Regions from separate parts of the Homo sapiens genome. Here region 2 is linked to region 1. A link is a loop called in an ENCODE intact Hi-C map of the cell type or tissue named here. Cell type or tissue: mammary epithelial cell. All regions are shown on one strand. Links, peaks and the distances in the headings refer to the core of each region. The heading gives the core; the rest is flanking DNA.

Evidence for each region. A loop is a pair of places that touch in the nucleus more often than their neighbours do. Peaks named below come from ENCODE experiments on the same cell type or tissue, not always from the same donor. Only the 100,000 strongest peaks of a DNase experiment are listed, where the experiment ranks them.
Region 2: a loop joins it to region 1, with 31 times the contacts of the local background. A loop is called at or near these places in 3 of 110 quality-filtered maps.

What each region holds. Positions count from the first base shown.
Region 1 is chrX:65,749,693-65,766,512 of GRCh38, forward strand. No RefSeq gene overlaps it. Among named protein-coding and RNA genes, the nearest start is that of MSN, 90 kb to the left of the region's middle. RefSeq lists an enhancer at 1,379-1,438 and a silencer at 2,703-2,901. In mammary epithelial cell, for the core only: no CTCF peak of the experiment used is centred there; no DNase peak of the experiment used is centred there; H3K27ac peaks cover 3,298 bases.
Region 2 is chrX:65,924,806-65,941,625 of GRCh38, forward strand. No RefSeq gene overlaps it. Among named protein-coding and RNA genes, the nearest start is that of MIR223HG, 82 kb to the right of the region's middle. RefSeq lists enhancers at 1,711-1,910, 7,319-8,518. In mammary epithelial cell, for the core only: no CTCF peak of the experiment used is centred there; a DNase peak (open chromatin) is centred at 8,006; H3K27ac peaks cover 1,161 bases.

The sequences.
Region 1 (16,820 bases), core at 3,760-11,759:
ATTATTGTTATGTATATATATATATATATATATATTACATTTATATATGTCACAAATGCAATAATATATTGTTATTACTTTATACAATTTCAAGTCTATTAAAGAAATGGAGAAAAAGAGGAAAGCAAGTATACATTTATAGATTTTGTTATATTTTCTTTCTTTAATATAAATTTGCTCTCATCTACCTCCTTTGGGCTATTACTGTCAAATATATTACATTTCTATATGGTATAGACCCAACAGTATACATATTGCTTTATACAATTGTCTTTTAAATCAGTTAAGGAGAACAGAGAAGAAATATGAATTTACACTGTCTTTTATTCCATAAATAACTTTACTACTGCTCTTTGTTTCTATGTGTGGATTCAAATTGCTGTCTAGAGTCACTTTCTTTCAGCATGAAGAACTTTTCTTAACCCTAGAATTTCTGTTTGGTTATTTTTAAAAATAATTTACACCTCTATATTAATATTCTCCATTTGATAAATCTCGTGGCATCTTTTTACTTTGTTTTTTAATTGTAATTTTTTAATATTGAGATGAAATTCACATATTACAAATTCCACACTTTCAAAATGTATAATTCAGTGGATGTTAGTCTATTCACAAAGTTATAGGCTGCGCCTGGTGGCTCACACCTGTAATCGCAGCACTTTGGGAGGCCAAGATGGGCGGATCACTTGAGGTCAGGAGTTCGAGACCAGCCTGGCCAACATGGTGAAACTTCATCTGTACTAAAAATACAAAAATTAGCTGGGTGTGGTGGCAGGTGCCTGTAATCCCAGCTACTCAGGAGACTGAGACAGGAGAATCACTTGAACCTGGGAGGCAGCGGTTGCAGTGAGCCAAGATTGCACCATTGCACTCCAGCCTGGGTGACAAGAGTAAAATTATGTCAAAAAACAACAACAACAACAGAAAAAAAACAAAGTTATACAAATACCACCACTATCTAATTTCAGGGCATTTTTATCATCCCTAAAAGAAACTTCATATTCATTATCAGTCACTTTCTACTACCCTCCTCTCCTTACCACAAGTTCCTGGTAACTTTGGGGCCCCAGTAAATCAATAAGTTAACAGGAACCAGGGAGGAGCCAGGCTGGCAGAACAGGGACCTAACCCAGTTTGCAGAGCTCACCTCTTTGTGTGAAAAACCACAGTCAGTATCTTGCAACACCAGAAACGGAAAGCATGTGGGTCGCAAGACAGCTAAAAGCAGCATAGTGTTTCCCCTGGGCACCTGGATAGGAAAGACCTGGCAGTTAAAAATTACCCCAACATATTCTTAGCATACAGCACAAATTCACTTGCACATAGCCCCCTCCAGCATGACCTTATAAAACTTTTGTCCATCCCCTGCTTCTTTGCAGGCAGCCTCTTCCCTGCTGTGCTGCCCATTGCTTTCTTGCAACATGTCTTTGTACTTTCTTTAATAAATTCTTTTTCCTTTACCCACAACTGTCTTAGTAAATTCCTTTACTGCCCACAACATCAGCCCCAGCTAGTTGCACCCACAACATTTTGGTGGCCCATATGGGGAGTGTGTGGGACTGATCAGGGAGTGCTCCAAGACTGCTAGAAGAATGCTCGGGAGCTACTCAGGGAGTGCTCAGGAACTGCTTAAGAACGTGTCTCCTAGTTTCTCCCTTTTCTCTTCCCTAACTCCAACCTCTTGGTGGACAGTGTCCAAGCCTGGAGCCAATTGACGATCCCAGCTGAGGCCACTCCCCAGAAGACCAGAAGGTCCTGATAGCACGTCTGACCACTGCCCAATTGGGTGGGAGTTTAGAGTTTTGTTTTTCTTTCCAGTCTTCCTGTGAAAAAATTCCAGTATCTTTCTGGCAATTGATGGTCACTGGCCAGAGCTACTCTCTGGTGGAGTCTGAAGGTCAGGGGGTGAACAGGTTTGTCTGCCTTGTTCGGAAGAGAGGAAAGCTCTCTCCCCAAAGTCCCCAATCCCTACATGTAGCATGATTGGCAGCTAAAGCTCGACTAAAGCTAACCTACACATGTTTTGGGGAACTCAGACCCCCTCTTCCTCATTCTAAATTCTACTGTAAAGACAGCCAAACCTGCTCTGGATGTTGCCAAATCAGATGATTTCAAGTGGCCTCAGGTGAATCTCCCCATTCCCATTCCTTCTCCTGGGCTAGTTCCAGGCTGTGTTCTCCATTCATCCTCATTCCTCCTACCTGGACTAGCCATCCAGCATAAAACCCCAGGGCCATCAGCCACAATGCTGGGAGATCCTTCCAATAGGTAGGATGCCCCTTTGGAAAGTGCATCTCGAAGTCCCTCAGTGGACGTGAGTGGAACCCTTTTCCTCGGCAGGATGCCCTGAGACAAAGTGCAGTTCATGACCGCAGCGGACATTACCCCCAGCAGCTTGTCATTTTCAGTCCCATCATAGGACAAATCTCATCTGTTCCCTCAGACTCACCTCGGGGTTGCTTCCTAAAACACTGGGATTAATTTAACCCTCAGACTCTCAAAAAGAAATGTCTAATTTTCTTGTGTAATACAGCATGGCCCCTATGCAGGAAATCCTCAAATTAGCCTCCTCATTCTTTTATAACTGAGAGCCGAATAAGGAGAACAAAGCTAAGAAAAAAGAAAAACACAGGAACATTAGGCAGTCTCAACTGTTGGCTGTTTTACAAGCCCCCAACCCCCTCCAGGTAGCCCTAAGGACACTCCTACAGGTAACTGCCATCGTGCAAAAGACCAGGCCACTGAAAGGCAAACTGCCTTAATGGGATAAATGTGAAAAAGCCCTGCGTGGCTTGTCCCCTCTGCCACAAGCTCGGCTACTGAAAATGAAACTGCCCTAAGGGTCAAAATGTTCCCCAGAACAGAATCCCAACCCCTAATGGCCTTGAGCTGCAGGTACTCTCTTCTCTGACTGGCTCCCAAATCAGAGTCATCATCAACAAGACAAAGCCAAAGGCAACTCTGGAGGTGGCAAGTAAAATAAATAAATTTTTTAAGTTCAAGAACTGCCTACTCTGTACTAATCTTCTTCTCTAAGCAACTCTCCTCCAAATCCTGTCAGGTAATGGGGCCAAGTGGCACCCCTTCCTTCAGTAGAAAAATTCACACCACTTTATTCTACTTAAAGGATAAATTACCATTCTCCCAAGAGTTTCTGGTAATATCTAAATACCCCACCCCCCTTTGGGACAAGAATATACTTTCTAAGATGGGTGTCTGCTTTATATTTACCCAAACTCTAAATTCCTCTTTCCCTCTAATAGCCCTATTTCTCCCAGGAAAGCTACCTAGATCTATAACCAATAGCTTCAACCTAAATATTCTTACCTCAGGAGTTTTAAATATAGCCCACACTTATTCACACAAACAAGAAATCTAACCGAGCAATCCCTTGATGGGGGATAACTTCTACATCATGTAGATAACCTCCTTATCTGCTCCCTCTTCTCAGGACTCACACAACAACATGTAATACAAACCATAACTTCCTAACAGAATAAAAGTAGCTCGTCTAATTAAAAGATTACAAAGGTGAAGAGGTATTTATGGTAAGAAATGTTACAAAGAATCTTGTATGGGAAATTCTTGTCCTAAAATAAAATAACTGGTTGCTTAAGAAAAGAGGATGTCTAGGACAAGTTAGAAAGTCCAACAAGTATGTCACTGCCAAAAGCAATCTACATATTCTTTTTCTTTCTTTTCTTTCTTTTTTTTTTTTTGAGATGGAGTCTCATTCCGTCACCGAAGCTGGAATGCAGTGGCACAATCTCGGTTCACTGCAAACTCTGCCTCTTGAGTTCAAGCAATTCTCATGCCTCAGCCTCCTGAGTTGCTGGGATTACAAGAGTGTGCCACCATGTCCAGCTAATTTTTGTATTTTTAGCAGAGACGAGGTTTCATCATGTTGGCCAGGCTGGTTTCGAACTTCTGACCTCAAGTCATCTGCCTGCCTCGGCCTCCCAGAGTGCTGGGATTACAGGCATGAGCCACTGTGCCCAGCTGCAGTCTATATATTTGATGCAATTCTCATCAAAATACCATCATCATTCTTCACAGAACTAGAAAAAACAATCCTAAAATTCATATGGATTTTAAAAAGAGCCCACATAGACAAATCAAGATTAAGCAAAAAGAACAAATCTGGAGGCATAACATTACCTGATTTCAAACTATATCACAAGGCTATAGTTACCAAAACAGCATGGTACTTGTATAAAAATGGGTACATAGACCAATGGAATAGAATAGAGAACCCAGAAATAAAGCCAAATACTTATAGTCAAGTGATCTTTGACAAAGCACACAAAAACATAAAGTGGGGAAATGACATACTATTCAACAAATGGTGTTGGGATAATTGGCAAGCCATATGTAGAAGAATGAAACTTGATCCTCATCTTTTACCTTATACAAAAATAAACTCAAGATGGATCAAAGACTTAAATCTAAGACTTGAAACCATCAAAATACTAGAAGATAACACCGGAAAAACTCTTTTAGACATTGACTTAGGCAAAGACTTCATGACCAAGGACCCAAAAGCAAATGCAACAAAAACAGAGATAAATTGATGGCATTCAATTGAACTAAAAGTCTTCTGCTCAGCAAAAGAAATAGTCAGCAGAGTATACACACAACCCACCAAGTAGGAGAAAATCTTCACAAACTATGGATCCGACAAAGGAGTAATATCCAGAATCTACAAGGAACTCAAACAAATCATCGAAAAAGAAACAAATAATCCCATCAAAAATTGGGCAAAGGATATGAATAGACAGTTCTCAAAAGAAGATATACAAATGGCCAACAAACATATAAAAACATATAAAAAATGTTCAACATCACTATCAGGGAAATGCAAATTAAAACCACAATGCAATACCACCCTACTCCTGCAAGAATGGCCATAATTAAAAGTTAAATAAATAATAGATGTTGGCATGGATGTGAGAAGGGACTACTTTTACACTGCTGGTGGGAATGTAAACTAGTACGACCACTGTGGAAAACAGTATGAAGATTCCTCAGAAAACTAAAAGTCAGACTACCATTTGTTTGAGTTGGAGAATGTATCTTCTTCAATTTTTTGGAAGGGTTTGTGAACAATTGGTTTCAATTGTTTAAATATTTGGTACAATTCACCAGTAAAACCATCTGGTTCTGGGCTTTTCTTTGTGAGCAGCTTTCTGAAGACAAATCCAATCTCTTTACTTCTTATAAGTCTATTCAAATTTCTATTTCTTTTTGAGTCACTTTCAGTAATATGTATTTTTCTAGGAATTTGTCCACTTCATCTAGGTTATCTAATTTGTTGGCATACAAATTTTCATCATATCCTCTTATAATCCTTTTTATTTCTGTAAGCTTCAGATTAACATATTCCCTTTCAGTGCTGATTTTAGTCATCTGAATTTTCCCTTTGATTCTTGATCAGGTTAGCTAAAGCTTTGTCAATTTTGTTGGTCTTTTCAAAGATCCAACTTTGGTTTTGTTGATTTTCTTTATTGTTTGTTGAGTCTCTTTTTAATTTATTTCTGCTTTAATAATTACCCTTTCATTCTTTCTGCTTGCCTTGTGTTTATTTTTCTTTTTTTCTAGTTTCTTAAGGTGGAACACTAGGTTATTAATTTAAGATCATTCTTCTTTTTAATATAGGCATTTACAGCTATAAACTTCCCTCTAAGCAGTGCCTTAGCTGCTTCCCATAAGTTTTTCTAAGTTAGGTTTTTGTTTTCACTCATCTCAAATTATTTTCTAATTTTTCTTGTGATTTCTTCTTTGATCTCCTGTTGTTAAGGAATCTATTGTTTAACTAACACATATTCGTATACATTTTCAAAATTTTATTTTTATTGATTTCTAATTTTATTCCATTGTTTTCAGAGAACATATTTTGTGTGGTTTTAATCCTTTTAACTTCTTTGTTTTTCTTTTAAATTGTAGATAAACAGATATAGATAGACAGTATGCTGGAATGAGGTATTCCTCCTCCCCAGTGTTTGTTCTTGTCTCTATTTGTTTATTTCATAAATTTTCACTACTAATTCTGCAAAATCTTTTTTTTTCCTATGTGTAACCATTGAAGCCTCTGCTTGCTTATCTTAGTGGCCAGCTAAAAATTCAACAAATATTAACTGAAATGCCTAGAACCAATAAGCCTAACAGTCTTCACTGAAGGGCTCTGTGTACATGTTGAAACACGATTTCAACCCTCAGCCAGGCAGTTTACAACTTCATTTTAACCTTTACTTCCTGCTTGTGCAGCACCTTAATGACAGCCAGAGGTGAGAGCTTAGGGCCTCCTCAAGTCTTTTATGAGCATGTGCTCGGCCCTGACCATGGATACAACCCGAAACATGTGAATGGCCCTCTACATTTCCAGGAATATGTAGAAGATTATCAAAGCCCCTATGAGTGTCCCATTTTTTGTTTTTTTGCTTTTATTTTAAACTTTTTGGTTAGTTTAGTGTTTGCACCAACTCTTATCCACACCTCGGATAGTGTGTTGGTAAAACAGTTGCCTCTGTTTCTGATAAACCCCCTGGGAAAGGTCTTTTTGTACTCAGTCAGGTCTTCAGAGGAACAACCAAAGAGGTCATATAATAGCAAATTATCTCTGAATGAGGCTTTGAAGCATCTCAACCCTGTTTTGCCCTATGTAGTTGTTACCACGTTGCTAATTTTCATCATGATAGTGGGCTGTTGGTTTTCAAAAGTACCATGGAACTGGGAAAGAGGAGGTGGGAACACTAAAGATAAAAATGTCGTAAGACTTGTGGCTTGCTGTTCTTATTAAGATTCACCCATTTTTTTTAAATAAATGGTCCCCAGACTGCTGTAAGACTTTAGTTAATGTCTATGTCCAAAAGAGTTGATTCTGACAATTTTAAAACCAGTTTTCTTATTGCATTTATGGAGGATAGAATGTATAGGTGTTCTTACTCCTTCATTTTTACTCCTTCCTTTTTTTCTTTCAGAATGGTTTCCTTTAGTTCTTTGAACATTATTTTTTAATGTACTTTATTTGCACAGCAATTTTATGTTCACAGCAAAATTGAGTGAAAATATAGAGTTTCTATATACTTTGCCCCCACACATGCATACCCTCCTACTTTATCAATATCTCACAACAGAGTGGTTTATCTGTTACAACTGATGAAACTACCTTGGCATCTCATTATCACTAAAAGTCCATAGTTTACATCAGGGTTCACTCTTGGTGTTGTGCATTCTGTGGGCTTTGAAAAATGTATAACATGTATCCACCATCATAGAATTACACAGAGTATTTTCACTGCCCTAAAATCATTTGCACTTCACCTATTCATCCTTCCCTCTCCCTAACCCCTGACACCCACTGATCTTTTTACTGTTTCTGTAGTTTTGTTTTTTCTAGAATGTCATATAGTTGGAATTGTATAGTACGTGACCTTTTTTGGTTGGTTTCTTTCACTTAGTAATATGCATTTAAGGTCCCTCCATGTTTTTTCATTGCTTGATAGCTCATTTCTTTTTGCCTCTGAATAATATTCTATTATGTGGTTGTACCACAGTTTATTTATTCATTTACCTATTGAAGGGATATCTTGGTTGCTTCTAAGTTTTGGCAATTATGAATAAAGCTGCTATAAACATCTGTGTACCTTTTTCTGCACAGACATAAGTTTTTACTCATTTGGCTAAATACCAAGAAGTATGATTCCTGAATTGTATGGTAAGAGTATGTTTAGTTTTGTAAAAAACTGCCAAACTTCTCCATGACTCTCCCATCAATGCCTTCCCCCAAGAGGTAGCAATTGATGACCTCTGTCATCATAGATTTGTTTTGCCTTTTTTGAACTTCATATAAAGGTTATATAAAGTTTATATACAGTAAGTTTGTATATAAACTTTGTATTAAAAGTTTATATACAGTAAGTTTGTATATAAACTTTATATTAAGTTTATATAATGTTTATATACAATATGTTAAACTATAAAGAGGTTATATAAAGTTTATATATAGTATGTTTGTATATAAACTTTGTATAAACTTTATATACAGTATGTCCTCTTTTGTGTTTGGCTTCTTTTCCTCAACATAATATCTGTGAGATTCATCCATGTTACAGTATGCCAAGTTGTATTCCAGTGACCTGGAATAGTCTCCTTTTGATGGACGTTTGGGCTGGCTCCAGTTTTTGCCTATTATGGATAAAGCTACTGGGAATATTCTGATATAGGTATTTTAATGGTCCTGTACACTCATTTTTTTGGGTCTATTTCTAGGAGTGGAATTTCTGAATTATTTAGGTAATTATTTTAGTTTTAACCGATACTGAGGGAGAAGGTTAGTATGGACCGAAGGAGAGAAGGTAGTTGTTACTCACATGCTTTTAAGTTGCTCAGAACTCACCCCAATAACATGTCTAAACTAAGTCACAATCCTACTGTATGAGGTCACTGACCTACCTTAAGGCTAGGTTGGGATTTGTTCAAGAATGGGACATGTACACCAGTGTTCATGGCAGCATTACTCACAATCCTTAAAAGGTGAAAACAACCCATGAGTTCATCAACAATCGAATAGATAAACAAAATGTGATACATACATATAATGGAATATTATTCAACCTTAAGAATGAATGAAGTTCTGAAACATGCTATAACATGGATGAGCCTTAAAAAACAGTAAGCAAGACACAAATGAAAATATTGTATGAGTCCTCTTATATGAAATATCTAGAATAGGTTAATTAATAGAGACAAAAAGTAGAAAAAAGGTTATCAGAGGATGGGGAATGTGGATGGAGAGTTATTGCTTACTGATTAGAATTTCTGTTTGAGATCATGAAAAAGTTCTGGAAATAGAGTGGTGATGATTACACAACATTGTGAATGCACTTAAAGTCACTGAATTGTACATTCAAAATGGTAAATTTTATGCTATGTATAATTTACCACAATAAAAAACATGCTTTGTTAAAAAAAGAATTGTCCATGGTGGTTTAGTGGTTAGGATAATTTCAAAAGAATGAGACAGCAGGTTGGGAAGGTGGATGGGCATCGGTGACTCAAAAAGAAAGGTAGCAGAAGCTGACACCAAGCATACATGAAACAGACCCAAAGGCCTAGAATCCTCAAAGTTATCCAGTCAGTCCCCACCCCCAACAATCTCTAATACTACTTTATTATCTACAGACAATGTCAGAACCCTTATGTGTTCAATGCTTCTGAATTGAAGCTCTTATTTGGGGTGAAAACTACGTGGCCTAAGTGCTTTCTGTTGTCTGGCATAAGATCAGGCAGCATCCAGGTGATTCCACTGTTACCCTGTCCCTGGGGGCACAGTGGCACTTTCGCCTTTTCATTGATGCCCAACAACGCAGATATAAAAATTGGAACAGATGGTGAGGGGGCTTCAAATTTGTTGGCTGGCTCTCAACTCAGGGAAAGCAGCACAGGGAAAGATCTGCTCAACAAAACAAAATGTGATCCCCAGCAGGTCTAAACAAATAAGTGTTCAAAATGTATTTAGTGGCACTGAGCCACCAAAGAAGAGAAGGGACGTCTGACAGCATAGGAGCAGGAAGATACATACTAAATCAAATTATCATTATTATTATGAAGCAAGCCACCAACAAGCTGGAGAATTTGGGGCTCATGCATTTCTTTTATTACTTTTTGTTAGGCAGATTGGCTGGAAAAATGATTTCTCTGGGTAGAATGGGACTACTATGGACTCTTTTTTTATTGTACTTTAAGTTCTAAGATATAGGTGCAGAAGGTGCAGGTTTGTTACATAGGTATGCACTTGCCATGGTGGTTTGCTGCACCCATCAACCTGTCATCTACATTAGGTATTTCTCCTAGTGCTATCCCTCCCCTAGCCCCCCACCTCCTGACAGGCCCCAGTGTGTGATATTCCCATCCCTGTGTCCATGTGTTCTCATTGTTCAACTCCCACTTATAAGTGAGAACATGTGGTGTTTGCTTTTCTGTTCCTGTGTTAGTTTGCTGAGAATGATGGTTTCCAGCTTCATCCATGTCCCTGCAAACAGCAAGAACTCATCCTTTTTTATGGCTGCATAGTATTCCATAGTGTATATGTGCCACATTTTCTTTATCCAGTCTGTCATTGATGGGCATTTGGGTTGGTTCCAAGTCTTTGCTATTGTGAATAGTGCTGCAATAAACATACGTGTGCATATGTCTTTATAGTAAAATGATTTATAATCCTTTGGGTATATGTCCAGTAATGGGATTGCTGGGTCAAATGGTATTTCTGGTTCTAGATCTTTGAGGAATCACCACACTGTCTTCCACAATGGTTGAAATAATTTACACTCCCACCAACAGTGTAAAAGCATTCCTATTTCTCCACATCCTCTCTAGCATCTGTGGTTTCCTGACTTTTTAATAATTGCCATTCTAACTGGTGTGAGATGGTATCTCATTGTGGTTTTGATTTGCATTTCACTAATGACCAGTGATGATGAGCCTTTTTTCATATGTTTCTTGGCTGCACAAATGTCTTCTTTTGAGAAGTGTCTGTTCATATCCTTTGCCCACTTTTTGATGAGGTTGTATGATTTTTTTCTTGTAAGTTTAAGTTCTTTGTTGATTCTGGATATTAGCCCTTTGTCACATGGATAGATTGCAAAAATTTTCTTCCATTCTGTAGGTTGCCAGTTCACTCTGATGGTAGTTTTTTTTTTTTTTTTTTTAATTTTTTTTTTTTTGCTGTGCAGAAGCTCTTTAGTTCAATTAGATCTCATTTGTCAGTTTTGGCTTTTGTTGCCATTGCTTTTTGTGTTTTAGTCATGAAGTCTTTGTCCATTCCTATGTCCTGAAAGGTATTGCCTAGGCTTTTTTCTGGGGTTTTTATGGTTTTAGGTCTTATTTTTACATCTTTAATCCATCTTGAATTAATTTTTATGCAAGGTGTAAGGAAGGGGTCCAGTTTCAGTTTTCTGTATATGGCTAGCCAGTTTTCCCAATACCATTTACTAAATAGAGAACCCTTTCCCATTGCTTGTTTTTGTCAGGTTTGTCAAAGATCAGATGGTTGTAGATGTGTGGCATTATTTCTAAAGCCTCTGTTCTGTTTCATTGGTCTATATATCTGTATTGGTACTAGTACCATGCTGTTTTGGTTACTGTAGGCTTGTAGTATAGTTTGAAGTCAGGTAGCATGGTGCCTCCAGCTTTGTTCTTTTTGCTTAGGATTGTCTTGGCTATGTGGGCACTTTTTTGGTCCATATGAAATTTAAAGTAGTATTTCTAATTCTGTGAAGAAAGTCAGTGGTGGCTTGATGGGGACAGCATTGAATCTATAAATTACTTTGGACAATATGGCCATTTTCACAACTCTTCCTATTCATGAGCCTGGAATATCTTTCCACCTGTTTGTGTCCCCTCTTATTTCCTTGAGCAGTAGTTTGTAATTCTCCTTGAAGAGGTCCTTCACATCACTTGTAAGTTGGATTCCTAGGTATTTTATTCTCTTTGCAGCAATTGTGAATTGGAGTTCACTCATGATTTTGCTCTCTGTCTATAATTGGTGTATAGGAATGCTTGTGATTTTTGCACATTGATTTTCTGTCCTGAGACTTTGCTGAAGTTGCTTATCAGCTTAAGGAGTTTTTGGGCTGAGACGACAAGGTTTTCTAAAAATACAATCCTATCATCTGCAGAGACAATTTGATTTCCTATCTTCCTATTTGAATACGCTTTATTTCTTTTTCTTGCCTGATTGCCCTGGACAGAATTTCCAATACTATTTTGAATAGGAGCAGTGAGAGAGGGCATCCTTATCTTGTGCAGGTTTTCAAAGGGAATGCCTTTAGTTTTTGCCCATTCAGTGTGATATTGGCTGTGGGTTTTTTCAGAAATAGCTCTTATTATTTTGAGATGCATTCCATCAATAGCTAGTTCATTGAGAGTTTTTAGCATGAAGTTGTGTTGAATTTTATCAACAGCCTTTTCTGCATCTATTGAGATAATCATGTGGAATTTGTCATTGGTTTGTTTATGTGATGGACTACATTTATTGATTTGCATATGTTGAACCAGCCTTGCATCCCAGGGATGAAGCCAACTTGATCGTGGTGGATAAGCTTTTTAATGTGTTGCTGGATTCGCTTTTCCAGTATTCTATTGAGGATTTTCACATCGATATTCATCAGGGATCTTGGCCTGAAATTTTCTTTTTTTGTGTGTGCGTCTCTGCCAGGTTTTGGTATCAGTATAATGCTGGCCTCAAAAAATAAGTTAGGGAGCAGTCCCTCTTTTTCTATTGTTTGGAATAGTTTCAGAAGGAATGGTACCAGCTCCTCTTTGTACCTCTGGTAGAATTTGGCTGTGAATCTGTCTGGTCCTGGACTTTTTTTGGTTGGTAGGCTATTAATTACTGCCTCAATTTCAGAAGGTGTTATTGGTTTAGTCAGGGATTCGACTTCTTCCTGGTTTAGTTTTGGGAGGGTGTATGTGTCCAGGAATTTATCCATTTCTTGTAGATTTTCTAGTTCATTTGCATAGATGTGTTTATGGTATTCTCTGATGGTAGTTTGTATTTCTGTGGGATCAATGGTCATATTCCTTTTATCATTTTTTATTGCGTCTATTTGATTCTTCTCTCTTTTCTTCTTTATTATTCTGGCTAGTGGTCTATTTTGTTGATCTTTTCAAAAATCCAGCTCCTGGATTCATTGATTTTTTTGAAGGGTTTTTTGTGTCTCTATCTTCTTCAGTTCTGCTCTGATTTTAGCTATTTCTTGCCTTCTGCTAGCTTTCGAATTTGTTTGCTCTTGCTTCTCTAGTTCTTTTAATTGTGATGTTAGTGTGTCAATTTTAGATCTTTCCTGCTTTCTCTTATGAGCATTTAGTGCTATAAATTTTCCTCTAAACACTGCTTTAATTGTGTCCCAGAGATTCTGGTACATTGTGTCTTTGTTCTCATGTGTTTCAAAGAACTTACTTAGATCTGCCTTAACTTTGTTATTTCCCCTGTAGTCATTCAGGGACAGGTTGTTCAGTTTCTATGTAGTTGTGTGGTTTTGAGTGAGTTTCTTAATCCTGAGTTCTAATTTTATTGCACTGTGATCTGAGATACTGTTATGATTTCCGTTTTTTTCATTTGCTAAGGAGTGCTTTATTTCCAATTATGTGGTCAATTTTAGAATAAGTGTGATGTGACGCTGTGAAGGATGTATAGTCTGTTGGTTGGGGGTGGAGAGTTCTGTAAATGTGTATTAGTTCTGCTTGGTCCAGAGCTGAGTTCAAGTCCTGGATATGCTTGTTAATTTTCTGTCTCGTTGATCTGTCTAATATTGACAGTGGTGTGTTAAAGTCTCCCACTATCATTATGTGGGAGTCTAAGTCTCTTTGTAGGTCTCCAAGAACTTGCTGTATGAATCTGTGTGCTCCTGTATTGGGTGCATATATATTTAGGATAGTTAGCTCTTCTTGTTACATTGATCCCTTTACCATAATATAATGCCCTTCTTTGTCTCTTTTGATCTTTGTTGGTTTCAAGTCTGTTTTATCAGAGACTAGGATTGCAACCCCTGCTATTTTTTGCTTTCCATTTGCTTTGGAAATATTATTCCATCTCTTTATTTTGAGCCTATATGTGTCTTTGCAAGTGAGATGAGTCTCCTGAATCAGCACATTGATGGGTCTCCTCTCTTTAACCAATTTACCAGGCTGTGTCTTTTAATTGGGGTGTTTAGCCTGTTTACATTTAAGGTTAATATTGTTATGTGTGAAGTTGATCCTGTCATTATGATGCTAGCTGGTTATTTTGGCCATTAGTTGATGAAGTTTCTTCATAGTGTCAATGGTCTTTTCAATTTGGTATGTTTTTGTGGTGGCTGGTACTGGTTTTTCCTTTCCATGTTTAGTGCTACCTTCAGGAGTTCTTGTAAGGCAGGCCTGGTGGTGAAAAAGTCTCTCAGCTTTTATTTTTCCTTCGTTTATGAAGCTTAGTTTGGCTGGATATGAAATTCTGGGTTGAAAATTCTTTTCTTTAAGAATGTTGAATATTAACCCCCACTCTCTTCTGGCTTGTAGGGTTTTTTCCAGAGACATCCGCTGTTAGTCTGATTAACTTCCTTTTGTGGGTAACCCGACCTTTCTCTCTGGCTGCCCTTAACATTTTTTCCTTCATTTCGACCTTGGTGAATCTGATGAGATTATGTGTCTTGGGGTTGCTCTCTCGATGAATATCATTGAGGTGCTCTCTGTATTTCCTGAATTTGAATGTTGGCCTGTCTTGCTAGCATGGGGAAGTTCTTCTGGATAATATCCTGAAGAGTGTTTTCCAACTTGTTTTCATTCTCCCCATCATTTTCATGTACACCCATCAAACGTAGGTTTGGTCTTTTCACATAGTCCCATATTTCTTGGAGGCTTTGTTCGTGCCTTTTCATTTTTTTTCTCTAATTTTGTCTTCACGCTTTATTTAATTAAGCTGATTTCAATCTCTGATATCTTTTTTTCTGCTTTATCAATTCGGCTATTGATACTTGTGTATGCTTCACAAAGTTCTTGTGCTGTGTTTTTCAGGTCCATCTGGTTATTTATGTTCTTTAAATTGGTTATTCTAGTTAGCAATTCATCTAACTTTTTTTCAAGGATCTTAGCTTCCTTGCATTGGATTAGACCATGCTCCTTTAGCTTTGAAGAGTTTGTTGTTACCCACCTTCTGAAGCCTACTTCTGTCAATTCATCAAACTCATTCTCCATCCAGTTTTGTTTCCTTGCTGGCAAGGAGTTGTAATTCTTTGGAGGAAAAAGGGCATTTTTGGAATTTTCAGCCTGTTTGCGTGGGTTTCTCCCCATCTTCGTGGATTTATCTACCTTTGGTCTTTGATGTTGGTGACTTTTGGATGGGGTTTCTGTGTGGATGCCCTTTTTGTTGATGTTGATGTTATTCCTTTCTGTTTGTTAGTTTTCCTTCTAATAGTCAGGCCCCTCTGCTGCAGGTCTGCTGGAGTTTGCTGGAGGTCCACTCCAGACCCTGTTTGCCTGGGTGTCACCAGTGGAGGCTGCAGAACAGCAAAGATTGCTGCCTGTTCCTTCTTCTGGAAGCTTTGTCCCAGAGGGGCACCTGCCAGATACCAGCCGGAGCTCTCCTGTATGTGGTGTCTGTCAACCCCTCCCAGTCAGGAGGCACAGAGGTCAGGGATCCACTTGAGGAGCCAGTCTGTCCCTTAGCAGAGCTGGAGCGCTGTGCTGGGAGATTCGCTGCTCTCTTCAGTGCTGGCATGCAGAAGTGTTTGAGTCTGCTGAAGTTGTGCCCACAGCTGCCCCTTTCCCCAGGTGCTCTGTCCTAGGGAGTTGGGAGTTTTATCTATAAGCCCCTGACTGGGGCTGCTGCCTTATTTTTCAGAGATGCCCTGCCCAGAGAAGAGGAATCTAGAGAGGCAGTCTGGCTTCAGAGGATTTTCTGAGCTGTGGAAGGCTGTGCCCAGTTGGAATTTCTCCGTGGCTTTGTTTACACTGTGAGGGGAAAACCACCTACACAAGCCTCAGTAATGGCAGATGTCCCTCCCCTCACCAAGCTTGAGCCTCCCAGGTTGACTTCAGACTGCTGTGCTGGCAGCAAGAATTTCAAGCCAATGAATCTTAGCTTGCTGGGCTCCATGGAGTTAGGATCTGCTGAGCTAGACCACTTGGCTTTCTGGCCTCAGCCTCCTTTCCAGGGGAGTGAATGGTTCTGTCTCGCTGGCATTCCAGACACCACTGGGGTATGAAAAAAAACTCCTGCAGCTAGCTCGATGTCTGCCCAAATGGCCACCCAGTTTTGTACTTGAAAACCAGGGCCCTGGTAGCATAGGCACCAGAGGGAATCTCCTGGTCTGCCAGTTGCGATGACCATGGGAAAAGTGTAGTATCTGGGCTGGAGTGCACCATTCCTCAAGCCACAGTCTTTCAAGGCTTCCCTTGTCTAGGGAGGGAGTTCCCCGACCCCTTGTGCTTCTCGGGTGAGGTGATGCCCCACCCTGCTTCAGCTCGCCCTCCATGGGCTGCATCCACTGTCTAACCATTCCCTATGAGAGGAGCTGGGTACCTTAATGTATATGGCCAAACTGTTGTATTAATTTATATAATAAAAAGTTGTATTAATTTTTATTTCCATGTGGTTAATTCTAACAATCTTCTTTTATGTTATTAGGTGCTGAATTAATAGGTTAAATATTTAAATTTAAAAAAAATTTTAAAAATATAAATGACTTTTTCTCATGTGTACTGATTACTAGTGTTTGTTCTCATTTGAATTGCCTTTCCATGTCCCTTGCCATTTTTTAAATTGAGGAATTGATTTTTTATGATTTAAAAGAATTATTTATATAATTCTTGAAATATATCCTTTGTTATAGATAATTTAAATATACCCTCCATCCCATTTGTCAACTTTGTTTATGGTGTATGTGTATGCACACAGATGCATGAGTTTAAGCATTCAGAATATTTTCTTTTTTTGGGGGGCATATATATGATTTCTTCCTTAATTTGAGTTTAATTTTAGCTTTTGCAACTGCTTGTGCCTCGAAAATAGAAACTAGATTTTTTCTTATCCTCCATGGTGTCTATGGTGGGACTTTGCAAATAACAGGGGCCTAGTAAATGTTTCATTAAAATCAAATCAGTCTTTTGACAGATTTGAAGAATGCAGTGGAATTAGTCAAAGGACATGTTTTTCAGATGACCTTATCCTGAATGTGACTTATTGTATATACTTTCTTTCCATTCCTATTGTATACATTCTTGCTAACATTTATTTTTGTCATTTAAAAATTTTAGCCATCTGCTATGGTTTGGATATGGTTTGTTTG
Region 2 (16,820 bases), core at 4,792-12,791, 180 kb after region 1:
CTCATCCAGTCAGGAGGAAAGGATAAGGGACCCACTTAAGAAAGCAATCTGGCTGATTTTTGGTAGAGCAGCTGTGGTGTGTTGGGGATCCCTTCAGCCCCTGAGCAATTTGGGCTCCCCAAGGCCCACAGGCTTGACTGGCTTAGATATCCAAACAGCCAATGTGGAGGTCTGCCCTGCCCCCTGGGCACTCCATCCCAGGGAGATATCAGAACTCTGTTCTTAGAATATGGAAGAGGATAGATGGAGGCCCCAGCTGGGAGGATATGCCCTATAAGGGGAAGTGGATCAGGTTTCCATTTAAAAAAGAAGTCTGACCATGCCTTGACAAAACTGCCTTGTCATGCTGCAGAACCGCCTCTGCCCCTATTGACTTGGACTCTCCAAAACCCTCTGGCTGGAATGGCTGTCATCAAGTCTTCCAAACAACCAACGTGGTGGCCTGCCCTGCCCTCAGGCACTCCACCCTAGGGAGAGATCAGAGCTCTGTTCATAGAATATGAGTAAGTGGGGGTGACTGGAGGCACCAGCTGGGAAGTCTCACCCATTGAGGAGGAATGAATCGGAGTCCCTGTTAAAGAAGCAGTCTGACCACACCTTGGGAAAACAGTGATGCCATGCTGGGGCACTGCCTCTGATCTTGTCAGCTTGGGCCCTTCAAAGCCTGCAGACTGGGATGGCTGAGTTGTCCAAACCACCAAGGTGGTGGTTCACCCCTCCCTCTGGGCACTTCATTCCAGGGTGAGATCAGAGTTCTTTCCATAGAATATAGATGGGTAGGGGTAGCTGGAGGCCCCATCTGGGAAGTACCACCCAGTGAAGAGAAATGAACCAGGATCTTGCTTAAAGAAGCAGTCTGGCCACATTCTATCAAAGCAGCTGTGCTGTGCTGGGGGAACCCTTCCTCATTCGAACTCTTTGGGCACTTCAAAGCCTGCAGGCTAGAATGGCTGAGTTGACAAAACAGCAGAGATGGTGGCCCACTTTTCCCTAGGGGCTGTATCCTGTCTCAGGCAGTCTCCATCCTATTGCTATTATCTGGCTAAGCCAGTGGTCTTATCTTGTGAGGTCCTGTGGAAGTGGGCCCGCAGACTGATACTGCGTGGCTCCCTGGATTCAGCCCCCTTCCTAAGGGTATGTACCAATCTCCCACCTTGCTTGAGTTGCACTCACCTTTGTTGAGGATTCCAGGGCCGGAGTATGTAAAGCTCCTGGTGATATAACTCAGATGAGTGGAGGAACACCAGGGTTCTTCGTCTCGAATTGAATTGGATAAAATGACATGAACACACGTGAAGTGGTTTTAAGGAATGGAGAGTTTAATAGGCAAGAAAGAAGGAAGAAGCTCCCCCATACAGAGACCAAGGGAGTGGGGCTCCAAAGATGGGAGAGGAAACATTGAGTGCAATGGAAATCAGCTAGTTATATGAGGAGGCTGGAGGAGGCAGTGTCTGGTTTGCATAAGGCTCAGGGGATTGGTTTGACCAGGCATGTCATCATGTAGCCCATAAAAAACTGGCCCTCCCACCCTAGCTTTTAAATATGCAAATGCAGGGCACCATGATGTTCTACACACGTGGGGATATGTGGGGGCAGCCATGTTGCCAGGCACATGTCGGGGCAAGGGCAAGAGGACAACTGTGGGAATCGCCATGTTTGGGTGGACCCAGTTTCTAGTGGCTTGCATTTGCATATCAAAGGTTTCCTGCCCAGCTCTAAGAGTCGGAGCTTTCCTTCTAGACAGGAAGCATTTCTGCTTTCTATATTTAAGCAGGAGCTGCTTAAAAAGAAACAAAAACTTCCCAAGGACCCCTTTTCCTCTCTATCTGCCTAAAATAATTTCTTAATAACTCCTATAACACTGGGTTTCTGTGTGTGGCTGAGAAGCTGCTCTGCTGAGACTCCACACAGTTCTGTGTGTTAGGCACAAGGCTCATGAGGGGATCTTCTAATTTGAGGGTAGCAAAGATCTGTAGGAGAAGTGTGGTTTCCTGGGGTTGCATATTCACTCACCACTTCCCTTGGCTAGGGGTGGGGGTTCCCTTGGCTCCATGTCACTGCAGGGTGGGCTGTTGCCCTGCCCTGCTTTTGTTCTCTGTGGGTCAAGTTGTTTCCCTGATTAGTTCCAATGAGAGTACCTGGATACTTCAGTTGAAAGTGTGTATTTACTCACCCCTTTCATTCCTCTCCTTGAGTGCCATGGACCACAGTTGCTTCTAATCTACCATCTTGGTCTGGGACCCTGGGTTTTTTTAAGACAGGGTCTGGCTCTGTCATCCAGGCTGTAGTGCTGCAACATTCCCTTGTGGATTTTCAATTAATGCCCTTCATTATATTGAAGAATTTACCTTTTATTCCTAGTTTATTGAATGCATTCTTTAAGTTACCAAATGGTTTGGATTTGTCAAGTGCTTTTTTTTTTTACATTGATTGAGATGATTATGTTTTTTTAAAATCATTCAAATAATGTGGCATTTTACTGTTATAAATAAAGTTTCAGTGCCACAAAATAAATAGCACTTGAATATAAAATTTTCTTTTTAATTCTCAGCAAGGCAATGTACTTCTATAGAAGGGTGCAGCCTTACAGATGGAGCAATGGTGAGCACACATCTGGACAAGGGAGGGGAAGGGGTTCTTATTCCAGACACACTTGTCCCCTGCTGCTGTGTCATTCCCCTATTGGCTAGGGTTAGAATGCACAGGCTAAACTAATTCCGATTGGTTAATTTAAAGAGAGTAACAGGGTGAGTGGTTTGGCGGGAAAAATGGTTATGGCAGAGCAGGAAATTGGAATGAGTCAGGGTGGAGAATGAGTCAGGGTGGAGCAGGTAATTGGAATGAGTCAGGGTGGAGCAGGTACTCGAAAAAGGTTGCTTTAAGAAGAAGTTAAGTTTAAAAGTAGAAGGCAAATAATTGAACATACTGACATCTTGATTCTTTGAAGAGAAATTTAGAACTCATATCTAACAACCCCTCCTCTTGCATTTCCTTACAGCTCTTTCTCTTCAAACTTCTTTAACATGTCTTGGCTTAGTTGTTCTGCTTGATTTTCCAAAAGAAGCTTCTCTGGATAAGGTGGAGGATAGTTAAGGGAGGTATCAGTAAGTGTCATTTTTTGAGCCTTTGCACCAACCCATGGATGCATGGTGTGACACGGCACCTGACAAGAATAAGTACACCCATTACGGCTGCAAGGGAAGTAAGAATTGAGGCTACTATTCTTTTCCATTTACTGAACCACTTTTCTAGTCATCTTGTAAAGGGGCCATTTACCCCTGAGTTGTTGGCTAACTCATTGGACAGAGCAGTCAGACCTTGCAATGCCTTTGTTATACTTCCCTCAGGGGCGGAGTTGTTTGGGATGAAGGTACAACATTGAGTTTTAATTATGATGCAAACTCCTCCCTTTTCTGCTAATATCATGTCTAAGGTTATCCTATTTTTCCGAAGCCATCTGGCTAGTAGCCCCTAATTGCTCAGCTATTCCTTTAACAGCATCTCTAGTGTAGTTAATAGATCACTGTTGGTTGTAATAGATGTAGTTTATCCAATTTACATTTTATTAATTGTCACCCACCAAAATATTGACTCAAATCCTGCAGCTATTTGATTTTGGGCTTTAAATTGATCTGGTATTCCCTGTGGGACTCTAATTGTGTCTAAATAGATATGAGAGTCAAAAGACCCATAAGGGGCTTCTTTTGCTTTATGATGTCTTATTTTTTTTTCTTTCTCTGGTTGATGAAATGCCAGGGCGAAAGGGTTAGCCAACTGGACTAAAGCATAAGTACCACTTCAGTTACTTGGCAGAGTGTCCAGTAAAGGTCCACCATAATACCACTACACATCTCCTCAGGGATGAATAAGGGCTGACTAATTGGTAAGCTTTTGAAAATTTTAAGCTCACTGCCTCCCTTCAGGTCTCCAAGGAATGTTAAGCTTCCTCCCTGTCGTGAGAGACACGAAGTGAACTTAGTTCTGAGAGATCAAAGCTGGATGGCCCCCAGGGGCTGAGCCACAGGGTGTCAAACTTCGGGATATAGCAGAGAGAGAGCTTGGCATGACATGTTACCCCACGCTGTAGAATCCTGGAAAAGAGCTACCATACAGCCCAAGCCCAGTCAATTGGAGGACCACCCTAGTGGAAAAGGGACAATCTGGGCCTCTGGCCTGCCGTGCACACAAGCATAACAATTGTCTTAGTTTAACTTGTGGGTGGAATATTGAATCCATTTTGACCAGGCATTTACATCTTTATACTCTGTTTCAATGGCTATGGTTTGCCTTAGTCCTCCTATTTCTACTACTGAGAACTTGCTTGTTTCATTTGGCATGAGGCAAGTCATAGTTTGATTTCACAGGTTTGGGAAAGGGGCAGCCATAGGAGGTGGAGTAGGGAGAACAAAGCACACCTTAAAGAAGCCTGTAGGATCCTTTCCAGTGACCTCTGCTCCAAAACCATAGAAGTGCTTTAAAGTGGGGTTAGAGTTGCTAGTGGTAGGAATAGTAATGGATATAAGCACTGGGTAAGGAAAGGAAAGGAAAAGATAGACTAAGCTTTCCTTAGGTTTAATTTGGTAGGGCTTGATCCAGGAACAATGGTCCATGATTCTGAGGATAATGACATTGCTTGACTTGGGTGTGTTGTACCCATCCCTTTCCACTGTACGAGCAGCAGTCTCATGGTTAGCAGCACAAGGTAGGGTCCTCCCCAGGCTGGCTTGACTTTCCCTTCTTTCCACCCTTTGATGAGAACACGATCCCCAGGCTGATGCTGATGTACTGGAAACCCCAAAGGTGGTGCCTGTGCTAAAAGATCTCTTGTTTTAAGGGAAGAGAAGGTGGAGGATAAACCAAGTATATAATTTCTAAGAAACTAATCTTTTGTTTTAAATGTGGGGACATCAACAGTGGACTTTATAGTCCTTGGTGCCTTCTTGTTGATAAATTTTGTTTAGCACCTATTTTTATTAGTTTTTAGACCAAAGAAAGCCAAACACCATTTTATATTTAACAATGCTTCCTGTATTATTTTTATACCAGATAAGCTAAATTTCACCTTCATATTAGTGTGTTATTAATGTTAAGCTTAATTTTAATAAAACCTTGTAGACATATTTATTCAATTTTTAATGTCTGACCATAAGGTAAGATTTTTATAGACTCTTTTTAGTCTTTTATAATTTTTGTTAAAGAGCAAGTTAGTGCTTTAAGAAAAACCTGTTGTGCTTTTATTTTAATGTCCAGTTCACAGAGAAACCAGATGATACACCTTTAACTTTAGCCAATATGTTTACACACACAATTTCCTTTACAATTAACTTTTCAAAACTTGCTTAAACCTTTAAAACAAAATATTTTTTAACCTTTTAATGTAGGTAAAAATACACATTCTTATGCCTCCTTATAATCCTTTTACCAAAAGTATATTTTACTTTCCTTACACACATTGCACACTCTTTCTTCAATAGTTTACATTCAGGAGGCCTAATTACTTTTAAATTATACAACATTTCTTGCATAAATTCCCTTTTATAACTTTTTTTCACGACTTTCAAAGACAATTCTTTGACATGCCTCAACTTTCTGACTTGTTGCAAACATCCCTTTCTTTAAACAACCATTTAATTTATTTTAGGACAAGAATTTACCATATAACATTCTTTTTTACATAAATTCTCCCCCCCGCCTTTTTTTCCTCAAGGATGATAGCCATTCTTTTCCAAAGTGGACCTCCTTCATGTCTGTGGACTAGACTGTGCAAGGCCACAAGATTACAAGTTAGGATAATACATGTTACACTGTTAACTTCTAGCAAACTTTACTTTTGTTGAAAACCTTGTAAGTTTGGGATTTCAATTATTCTTTGCTATTAATAAGACCTTGTTCAGTTCAAATTAACTTAGAATTGGTATAGATGGCTCCTTCCTGATTCTGTAAGTACGTTAAGGTTCAGCTTATTGCAAACAACTTGCAAGTTTGAGCAGACCAATTATTGGGCCGTTTTCCTAACTCTGCTTCTACAAGAGTTTCCTTATCACTTACTGAATACCCATTGTGTCTTTTTCCCTCAGTCACCCAGGAGGAACCATCTATCGCCTGTTCTGAAGGGAGTACCTCCTAGGTCTGGTCGAACCTTTGGATGGTAATTAAGATTTAGATCCTCTGTTAGGAAACATGCTGGGTTAAGGGAATTTTCAGTGTTTAATGTTAAATCATCTTTTTCTAACAGAGTAGCCTCATACTTTAAAATTATTGAGTCAGTAAGCTACCTTTTTATTTTTCCGACTTAGGATAGTTCTGACTTGATGAGGTGTGCTCACAATGAAGTTTCCTCTAAAAGTTATTTTTCTACTTTCTTCTGTTAGCAAAGCAGTTGCCACTACAGATTGAATGCATTTGGGCCATCCGCGGGTTACTGGGTTAAAGATTTTTTATTAGAAAGGCTACGGGTTGTCACTGGCCTCAGTGTTTTCAGGCTATGCCCTTGTTTACACTGATGACAAGATGGTATTGGAGTGTTATAGGATCACGGAGAAGACCTTCAATTATTAATTATAGGTTTTAAATTTACCCTGGCTTTTAAAGGAATAGGGTACACTGCTTCCTCTTTACTACTTCTATCTCTCTTTCTCTCTCTCTCTTTCTCTCTGTTTCTCTCTCTCTCTCTTTCTCTGTCTCTCTTTGACTCCCTCTTTGTCTTTCTCTCTCTCTCTCTTTTTCTCTGCCTCTGCTGGCCACTTATGCTACTGTTCTCCACTCTCCTTCCCCTTCCCCTAGGGGAGGGATAGGCGGGAGTGGAGCTACTCTTTCTTCCCCTGAGAAGAAAGGAAAGGGGAGTTCTGAATATTTTTCTTACTACTGGAGTTTTGTGTGAGGTTCAGCCCCCTGAAATTTGCAGAAGTCTCAACCCCTCAATCCAGGGGTGTCTTGTCTTGCCTGTCCTGGAAGCCTCAATCCCTCAAACCAGGGATGTCTCACCTTGTCTGCCCTGAAAGCCTCAACCCCTCAAACCAGGGATGTCTTGCCTTGCCTGTTCCGGAAGGCCTAACCCCTCAAACCAGGAGGTATCTTGCCTTGCTGCTCTGGAAAGTTGACCTCTTTCCTCCTTTTCCCCCTCTGAATGTCCCTTGCCCACTTCCCACTCATGTTGTCCTCTCTGGCTGCTCCCTCGGGGCCCCTCTTAGTGTTGGCATGCTGGTATAAATCCCATGGCAGGATCCACCTTAAGCCATATGAGGTAGCTATAGAACTGTGGAGAGGACCCACTCATTCCATCCAGCAGTAGGACTTGTCACCATCTACATGAACAACACCACAAGCAGGGTTGTTTGTGATCATTCATGTACACACACATTTAGCCCTCCAGAGTCTGACCACCAAGGAAGTACTTTACTGGCTCACATGGCTTCTCCTTCCTTGGTCTGTGCACAGAGTTGTTGCCACAGTAGGTGAGGACCCTTTAAGCTAGGTTGCTGGCCAGTTTCTTTCTGCGTTGCTGAGATCTCAGGTTATTCCTCGCACTGAGTGGGTGCTGATTCCTAAGCCCTGAGGTCGCCACAAGGGGGCGGGGCACGCCTCCTCACGAGGGAGAACCAGAGACTGTCCCTGGAGGGGAATGTAATCATGGGCGAGCCCCTAAGTTGTTACAAATAAAATTTTGGTGCTGCAAAAGAAATAGCATTCAAATATAATTTTTTTTTTTTAATTCTCAGCAAGGCAATGTACTTCTATAAAAGGGCCCACCCTTACAGATGGAGCAATGGTGAGTGCACACCTGGACAAGGGAGGGGGAGGGGTTCTTATTCCTGACACATGTGGTCCCTGCTGCTGTTGTTCCCCTATTGGCTAGGGTTAGACTGAACAGGCTAAACTAATTCTGATTGGCTAATTTAAAGAGAGTGACAAGGTGAGTGGTTTGGCGGGAAAAAATGGTTATGGCAGATCAGGAAATCAGAATGAGTCAGGGTGGAGAATGAGTCAGGGCAGAGCAGGTAATTGGAATGAGTCCGGGTGGAGCAAACAATCAGAATGAGTCAGGGCAGAGCAGGTAATTGGAATGAGTCAGGGTGGAGCAGGTAATGAGTATGAGTCAGAGTGGAGAAGGTAATGGGAATGAGTCAGGATGGAGCAGGTAATTGAAAAAGGTTGCTTTACGAGGAAGTTAAGTTTAAAAGTAGAAGGCAAAGAATTGAACATACTGACATATTGATCCTTTCAAGAGAAATTTAGAACTCACATCTAACATTACATTGATTGGTATTTTTATACAGTCATGTATCACTTTATGATTGAGACATATTCTAAACAATGCACTGTTAAGTGATTTTCTTTTTGTGAGAGCAATATAGAATGTATTTTCATGAACCTAGATGGCATAGCCTATTACATACCTAGTTTCTGTAGTGTAGCCTATTGCTCCTAGGCTACAAACCTGTAAAGTATGTGACTGTACTGAATAATGTAGGCAATTGTAGGACAATAATATGTATTTGTGTATCTAAATATAGAAAAGGTACAGTAAAATTCAACATAAAAAATAAAAACAGTACACCTGTATATAATACTTGCCATGAATGAAGCTTGCGGAACCGGAAGTTGCTCTGGATGAGTCAGTGAGTGAATGGTTAGTAAATGTGAAGGCCTAGGACATTACTGAACCCTACTATAAATTTTATAAACACTGTACACTCAGGCTGCATGAAATTTACAAAAAAAGTTTTTTTCTTCATTAATAAATTAATCTCAGCTTATTGTAACTTTTTCACTTAAAAAGCTTTTTAATTTTTTAATATTTTTGATTCTTTTGTAATAATACTTGCTTTAAAACACATACACATTGTACAGCTGTACAAAAATATTTTTTCTTCATATCCTTATTCTATAAGCTTTTTCTACTTTTAAATTTTTAATATTTTAAATACTTTTAAAACTTTTTTTCTTAAAAACTAAGACATGAAAACACACATTAGCCTAGGCCTGTCCAGATTCAGGGTGATCAATATCACTGTCTTTCACCTCCATGTCTTCTTTTACTGGAAGATCCTTGGGAGCAGCAACACACAAAGCTTTAATCTTCTATGGAAATAATGCCTTCTTTTGGAATAGCTCCTGAAGAACCTGCTTAAGGTTGTTTTAGAGTGAACTTTTCATAAATAGAAGGAGTACATTCTAAAATAAAGATGAAAATATAGTATGATATCTACATAAGCCAGTAACAGAGTTGTTTATTATTAATACTAGGTTTGTATACACCATAATCACCACAAATATGTGAGTAGTGTATTGTGCTACAATGCTATGACAACTAAGTCACTAGGCAATAAACATTTTTCAGCTTCATTATACTCTTATGAGACCACTGTCATTTATGTGGTCCATCATTGATAAAAAAATTTATGAGGCCCATTACTGTATTGCATTTCTGGAATAAATCATTTAGTCAAGATATTTAATTCTTTTCTTTATTTTATTATTATTATACTTTAAGTTTTAGGGTACATGTGCACAGTGTGCAGGTAAGTTACATATGTATACATGTGCCATGCTGGTGGGCTGCACCCATTAACTCATCATTTAGCATTAGGTATATCTCCTAATGCTATCCCTCCCCTCTCCCCACACCCCACAACAGTCCCCAGAGTGTGATGTTCCCCTTCCTGTGTTCATGTGTTCTCATTGTTCAATTCACACCTATGAGTGAGAACACGTGGTGTTTGGTTTTTTGTCCTTGCGATAGTTTACTGAGAATGATGATTTCCAATTTCATCCATGTCCCTACAAAGGACATGAACTCATCATTTTTTATGGCTGCATAGTATTCCATGGTGTATATGTGCCACATTTTCTTAATCCACTCTATCATTGTTGGACATTTGACTTGGTTCCAAGTCTTTGCTATTGTGAATAGTGCCACAATAAACATACATGTGCATACGTCTTTATAGCAGCATGATTTATAGTCCTTTGGGTATATACCCAGTAATGGGATAGCTGGGTCAAATGGTAATTTTAGTTCTAGATCCCTGAGGAATCACCAAACTGACTTGCACAATGGTTGAACTAGTTTACAGTCCCACCAACAGTGTAAAAGTGTTCCTATTTCTCCACATCCTCTCCAGCACCTGTTGTTTCCTGACTTTTTAATGATTGCCAGTCTAACTGGTGTGAGATGGTATCTCATTGTGGTTTTGATTTGCATTTCTCTGATGGCCAGTGATGGTGAGCATTTTTTCATGTGTTTTTTGGCTGCATAAATGTCTTCTTTTGAGAAGTGTCTGTTCATATCCTTTGCCCACTTTTTGATGGGGTTGTTTGTTTTTTTCTTGTAAATTTGTTTGAGTTCATTGTAGATTCTAGATATTATCCCTTTGTCAGATGAGTAGGTTGCGAAAATTTTCTCCCATTTTGTAGGTGGCCTGTTCACTCTGATGGTAGTTTCTTTTGCTGTGCAGAAGCTCTTTAGTTTAATTAGACCCCATTTGTCAATTTTGGCTTTTGTTGCCATTGCTTTTGGTGTTTTAGACATGAAGTCCTTGCCCATGCCTATGTCCTGAATGGTAATGCCTAGGTTTTCTTCTAGGGTTTTTATGGTTTTAGATCTAACGTTTAAGTCTTTAATCCATCTTGAATTAATTTTTGTATAAGGTGTAAGGAAGGGATCCAGTTTCAGCTTTCTACATATGGCTAGCCAGTTTTCCCAGTACCATTTATTAAACAGGGAATCCCTTCCCCATTGCTTGTTTTTGTCAGGTTTGTCAAAGATCAGATAGTTGTAGATATGTGGCATTATTTCTCAGGGCTCTATTCTGTTCCATTGATCTATATCACTGTTTTGGTAACAGTACCATGCTATTTTGGTTACTGTAGCCTTGTAGTATAGTTTGAAGTCAGGTAGTGTGATGCCTCCAGCTTCGTTCTTTTGGCTTAGGATTGACTTGGCAATATGGGCTGTTTTTTGGTTCCATATGAACTTTAAAGAATTTTTTTCCAAATCTGTGAAGAAAGTCATTGGTAGCTTGATGGGGATGGCATTGAATCTATAAATCACCTTGGGCAGTATGGCCATTTTCACGATGTTGATTCTTCCTACCCATGAGCATGGAATGTTCTTCCATTTCTTTGTATCCTCTTTTATTTCCTTGAGCAGTGGTTTGTAGTTCTCCTTGAAGAGGTTCTTCACGTCCCTTGTAAGTTGGATTCCTAGGTATTTTATTCTCTTTGAAGCAATTGTGAATGGGAGTTCACTCATGATTTGGCTCTGTGTTTGTCTGTTATTGGTGTATAAGAATGCTTGTGATTTTTGTACATTGATTTTGTATCCTGAGACTTTGCTGAAGTTGCTTATCAGCTTAAGGAGATTTTGGGCTGAGACAATGGGGTTTTCTAGATATACAATCATGTCATCTGCAAACAGGGAGAATTTGACTTCCTCTTTTCCTAATTGAATACCTTTTATTTCCTTCTCCTGCCTCATTACCCTGGCCAGAATTTCCAACACTATGTTGAATAGGAGTGGTGAGAGAGGGCATCCCTGTCTTGTGCCAGTTGTCAAAGGGAATGCTTCCAGTTTTTGCTCATTCACTATGATATTGGCTGTGGGTTTGTCATAGATAGCTCATATTATTTTGAGACACGTCCCATCAATACCTAATTTATTGAGAGTTTTTAGCATGAAGGGTTGTTGAATTTTGTCAAAGGCCTTTTCTGCATCTATTGAGATAATCATGTGGTTTTCGTCTTTGGTTCTGTTTATATGCTGGATTACGTTTCTTGATTTGTGTATATTGAACCAGCCTTTGCGGTTCACGAAAGTCCACTGTTCTGCAGCCACCACTGCTGATACCCAGGCAAACAGGGTCTGGAGTGGACCTCTAGCAAACTCCAAGAGACCTGCAGCTGAGGGTCCTGTCTGTTAGAAGGAAAACTAACAAACAGAAAGGACATCCACACCGAAAACCCATCTGTACATCACCATGATCAAAGAACAAAAGTAGATTAAACCACAAAGATGGGGAAAAAACAGAGCAGAAAAACTGGAAACTCTAAGAAGCGAAGTGCCCCACCTCCTCCAAAGGAATGCAGTTCCTCACCAGCAGTGGAACAAAGCTGGATGGAGAATGACTTTGACGAGTTGAGAGAAGAAGGCTTCAGATGATCAAACTACTATGAGCTACAGGAGGAAATTCAAACCAAAGGCAAAGAAGTTAAAAACTTGAGAAAAGTTTAGATGAATGTATACCTAGAATAATCAATACAGAGAAGTGCTTAAAGGACCTGATGGAGCTGAAAGCCAAGGCTCGAGAACTACGTGAAGAATGCAGAAGCCTCAGGAGCCGATGCGATCAACTGGAAGAAAGGGTATCAGTGATGGAAGATGAAATGAATGAAATGAAGTGAAAAGGGAAGTTTAGAGAAAAAAGAATAAAAAGAAATGAACAAACCCTCCAAGAAATATGGGACTATGTGAAAAGACCAAATCTACATCTGATTGGTGTACCTGAAAGTGACGGGGAGAATGGAACCAAGTTGGAAAACACTCTGCAGGATATTATTCAGGAGAACTTCCCCAATCTAGCAAGGCAGGCCAACATTCAGATTCAGGAAATACAGAGAATGCCACAAAGATACTCCTCGAGAAGAGCAACTCCAAGACACATAATTGTCACATTCACCAACGTTGAAATGCAGGAAAAAATGTTAAGGGCAACCAAAGAGAAAGGTCGGGTTACCCACAAAGGGAAGCTGATCAGACTAACAGCGGATCTCTCGGCAGAAACTCTACAAGCCAGAAGAGAGTGGGGGCCAATGTTCAACATTCTTAAAGAAAAGAATTTTCAACCCAGAATTTCATATCCAGCCAAACTAAGCTTCATAAGTGAAGGAGAAATAAAATCCTTTACAGACAAGCAAATGCTGAGAGATTTTGTCACCACCAGGCCTGCCCTAAAAGAGCTCCTGAAGGAAGCACTAAACATGGAAAGGAACAACTGGTACCAGCCACTGCAAAATCATGCCAAATTGTAAAGACCATCGAGGCTAGGAAAAAACTGCATCAACCAGCGAGCAAAATAACCAGCTAACATTATACTGTCAGGATCAAATTCACACATAACAATATTATCTTTAAATGTAAATGGATAAATGCTCCAATTAAAAGACACAGACTGGCAAATTGGATAAACAGTCAAGACCCATCAGTGTGCTTTATTAAGGAAACCCATCTCACGTACAGAGACACACATAGTCTCAAAATAAAAGGATGGAGGAAGATCTACCAAGAAAATGGAAAATAAAAAAAGGCAGGGGTTGCAATCCTAGTCTCTGTTAAAACAGACTTTAAACCAACAAAGATCAAAAGAGACAAAGAAGGCCATTACATAATGGTAAAGGGATCAATTCAACAAGAAGAGCTAACTATCCTAAATATATATGCACCCAATACAGGAGCACCCAGATTCATAAAGCAAGTCCTGAGTGACCTACAAAGAGACGTAGACTCCCACACAATAATAATGGGAGACTTTAACATCCCACTGTCAACATTAGAGAGATCAATGAGACAGAAAGTTCACAAGGATATCCAGGAATTGAACTCAGCTCTGCACCAAGCAGGCCTAATAGACATCTACAGAACTCTCCACCCCAAATCAACAGAATATACATTTTTTTTCAGCACCACACCACACCTATTCCAAAATTGACCACATACTTGGAAGTAAAGCTCTTCTCAGCAAATGTAAAAGAACAGAAATTATAACAAACTGTCTCTCAGACCACAGTGCAATCAAACTAGAACTCAGGATTAAGAAACTCACTCAAAACCGCTCAACTACATGGAAACTGAACAACCTGCTCCTGAATGACTACTGGGTACATAACGAAATGAAGGCAGAAATAAAGATGTTCTTTGAAACCAATGAGAACAAAGACACAACATACCAGAATCTCTGGGACACATTCAAAGCAGTGTGTGGAGGGAAATTTATAGCATTAAATGCCCACAAGAGAAAGCAGGAAAGATCCAAAATTGACACCCTAACATCACAATTAAAAGAACTAGAAAAGCAAGAGCAAACACATTCAAAAGCTAGCAGAAGGCAAGAAATAACTAAAATCAGAGCAGAACTGAAGGAAATAGAGACACAAAAAACCCTTCAAAAAATTAATTAATCCAGGAGCTGGTTTTTTGAAAGGATCAACAAAATTGATAGACTGCTAGCAAGACTAATAAAGAAGAAAAGAGAGAAGAATCAAATAGACACAATAGAAAATGATAAAGGGGATATCACGACCGATCCCACAGAAATACAAACTACCATCAGAGAATACTACAAACACCTCTACACAAATAAACTAGAAAATCTAGAAGAAATGGATAAATTCCTCGACACATACACCCTCTCAAGACTAAACCAGGAAGAAGTTGAATCTTTGAATAGACTAATAACAGGCTCTGAAATTGTGGCAATAATCAATAGCTTACCAACAAAAAAGAGTCCAGGACCAGATGGATTCACAGCCGAATTCTACCAAAAATACAAGGAGGAGCTGGTACCATTCCTTCTGAAACTATTCCAATCAATAGAAAAAGAGGGAATCCTCCCTAACTCATTTTATGAGGCCAGCATCATCCTGGTACCAAAGCGGGGCAGAGACACAACCAAAAAAGAGAATTTAAGACCAATATGCTTGATGAACATTGATGCAAAAATCCTCAATAAAATACTGGCAAACCGAATCCAGCAGCACATCAAAAAGCTTATCCACCATGATCAAGTGGGCTTCATCCCTGGGATGATATTTAATTCTTTATGATGCTGATGTATTCAGTTTGGTAGTAGTTTGTTAAAAATTTTTACATCAATATTCATAAAGAATATTGGTTTACAGTTTTTTGTAGGATCTTTATCTGTTTTTGGTATTAATGTAATGCTAACCTCAGAATAAATTATCAACTATTCCACTTTCTTTTGTTTGTTTGTTGTTTTTTAAATAGTTTTTTTTTTTTTTTTTTGAAATGAAGTCTCACTCTGTTGCCCAGGCTGGAGTGCAGTGACACAACCTCAGCTTACTGCAAACTTCCCCTCCTGGGTTCAAGTGATTTTCATGCCTCAGCCTCCTGAGTAGTGGGATTACAGGCACATGCGACCACTCGTGGCTAATTTTTGTTTTTTCAGTAGAGATAGGGTTTCACCATGTTAGTAGAGACAGGGTTTCACCATGTTGTCCAGGCTGGTCTCAAACTCCTGACTTCAGGTGATCCACCTGCCTCAGCCTCCCAAAGTGCTGGGATTACAGGCATGAGACCCCACATCTAGCCTGAAAGAGTTTGAGAAAGATTGCTACTAATTACTCTTTAAATATTTAATAAAATTTGCCAGACAAGCCATCTGGTCTTAGAATTCTCTTTTATTGGAAGGTCTTTGACTACTGATTCAATTTCTTCACCTGTTTGTCTGTCCAAACGTGGGATTTCTCCTTAAGTCAATTTTGATTGCTTTAAAAATAGAAATTTGGCTATTTCATATAATTTATGTAGTTTGTTGATGTATAATTATCCATAGTATCCTCATTTTATTTTAAACATTATGAATAATGTCTCAACTTTTATTTCTGATTTAAGTAATTTGCATTTTCTCTCTTTTTTTCTTGGTCAGGCTAAGTAAAGTTTTGCCAATTTTTTTTTCAAAGAACCAGTTTTTGATTTTATTGATTTTCTCTATTACTTATTGATTCTATTCTATATTTCATCAATATTTTCTCTAATCTTTATTATTTCCTTCCTTCTACTTGCTTTAGGTGTAGTTCTATCTCTTGTTCCAGTTTCTTATAGAAGATGTTTGGGTTATTGATTTTAGATTTTCTTTCCTTATTAACATATGTGTATTAGTGTGCTAGGGCTGACATAACATCATACCACAGACTTATATCTTAAACAACAGAAATTTATTTTCTCACAATTCTAGAGGTTGAAAATCCAAGATCAAAGTGCCATCAGGTTTGGTGTTGGTAAGGTCTGTCTTCCTGGCTAGCAGATTCTCACCATGTCCTCATTTGCCCTCTCTTCTGTGCATGTGGAGAAAGGGAGGGAGAGAGAGTGCATCACATAAATTTTAGTATGTTCTTCCTTAATTTTCATTTGTCTCAAGATATTATCGGATTTTCTCTTTTTGATTTCTTTTTTCACTTATTTATTATGTTGTTTAATTTATGTGTTTCCCCAATTTTTTCCTGCTATTGATTTCTAATGTTATTCCAGTTTGTTCAGAGAAGATACTTTGTATTATGTCTATCCTTTTAAATTTATTGAGATCTGCTTTATGGTCCAGCATATGATCTATCTTGTGGAATGTTCCATGAAAACTTGAAAATAATGTATATTCTTCATTTTGTGATATAGTGTTCTATAGACGTCTGTTAGGTCTAGTTGGTTCATAATGTTGTACAAGTTCTCTATTTCCTTATTTTTTTGACTAGATCTATGCATTATTGAAAGTGAGTTACTGAGGATGGGCACAGTGGCTCATGCCTGTGATCCCAGCACTTTGAGAGACTGAGGTGGGTGGATCACTTGAGGTGAGGTGTTTGAGACCAGCTTGGCCAACATGGTGAAACCCCATCTCTACTAAAAATACAAAAACTAGCTGGACGTGGTCACATGTGCCTGTAATCCCAGCTACTCAAGAATGCGGGCAAGAGAATCGCTTGAACCTGGGAGGCAGAGGTTGCAATGGGTGGAGATCATGCCACTGCACTCCATCCTGGGTGACTGAGAGAGACTCTGACTCAAAAAAAAAAAAGTGAGTTAATCTTTA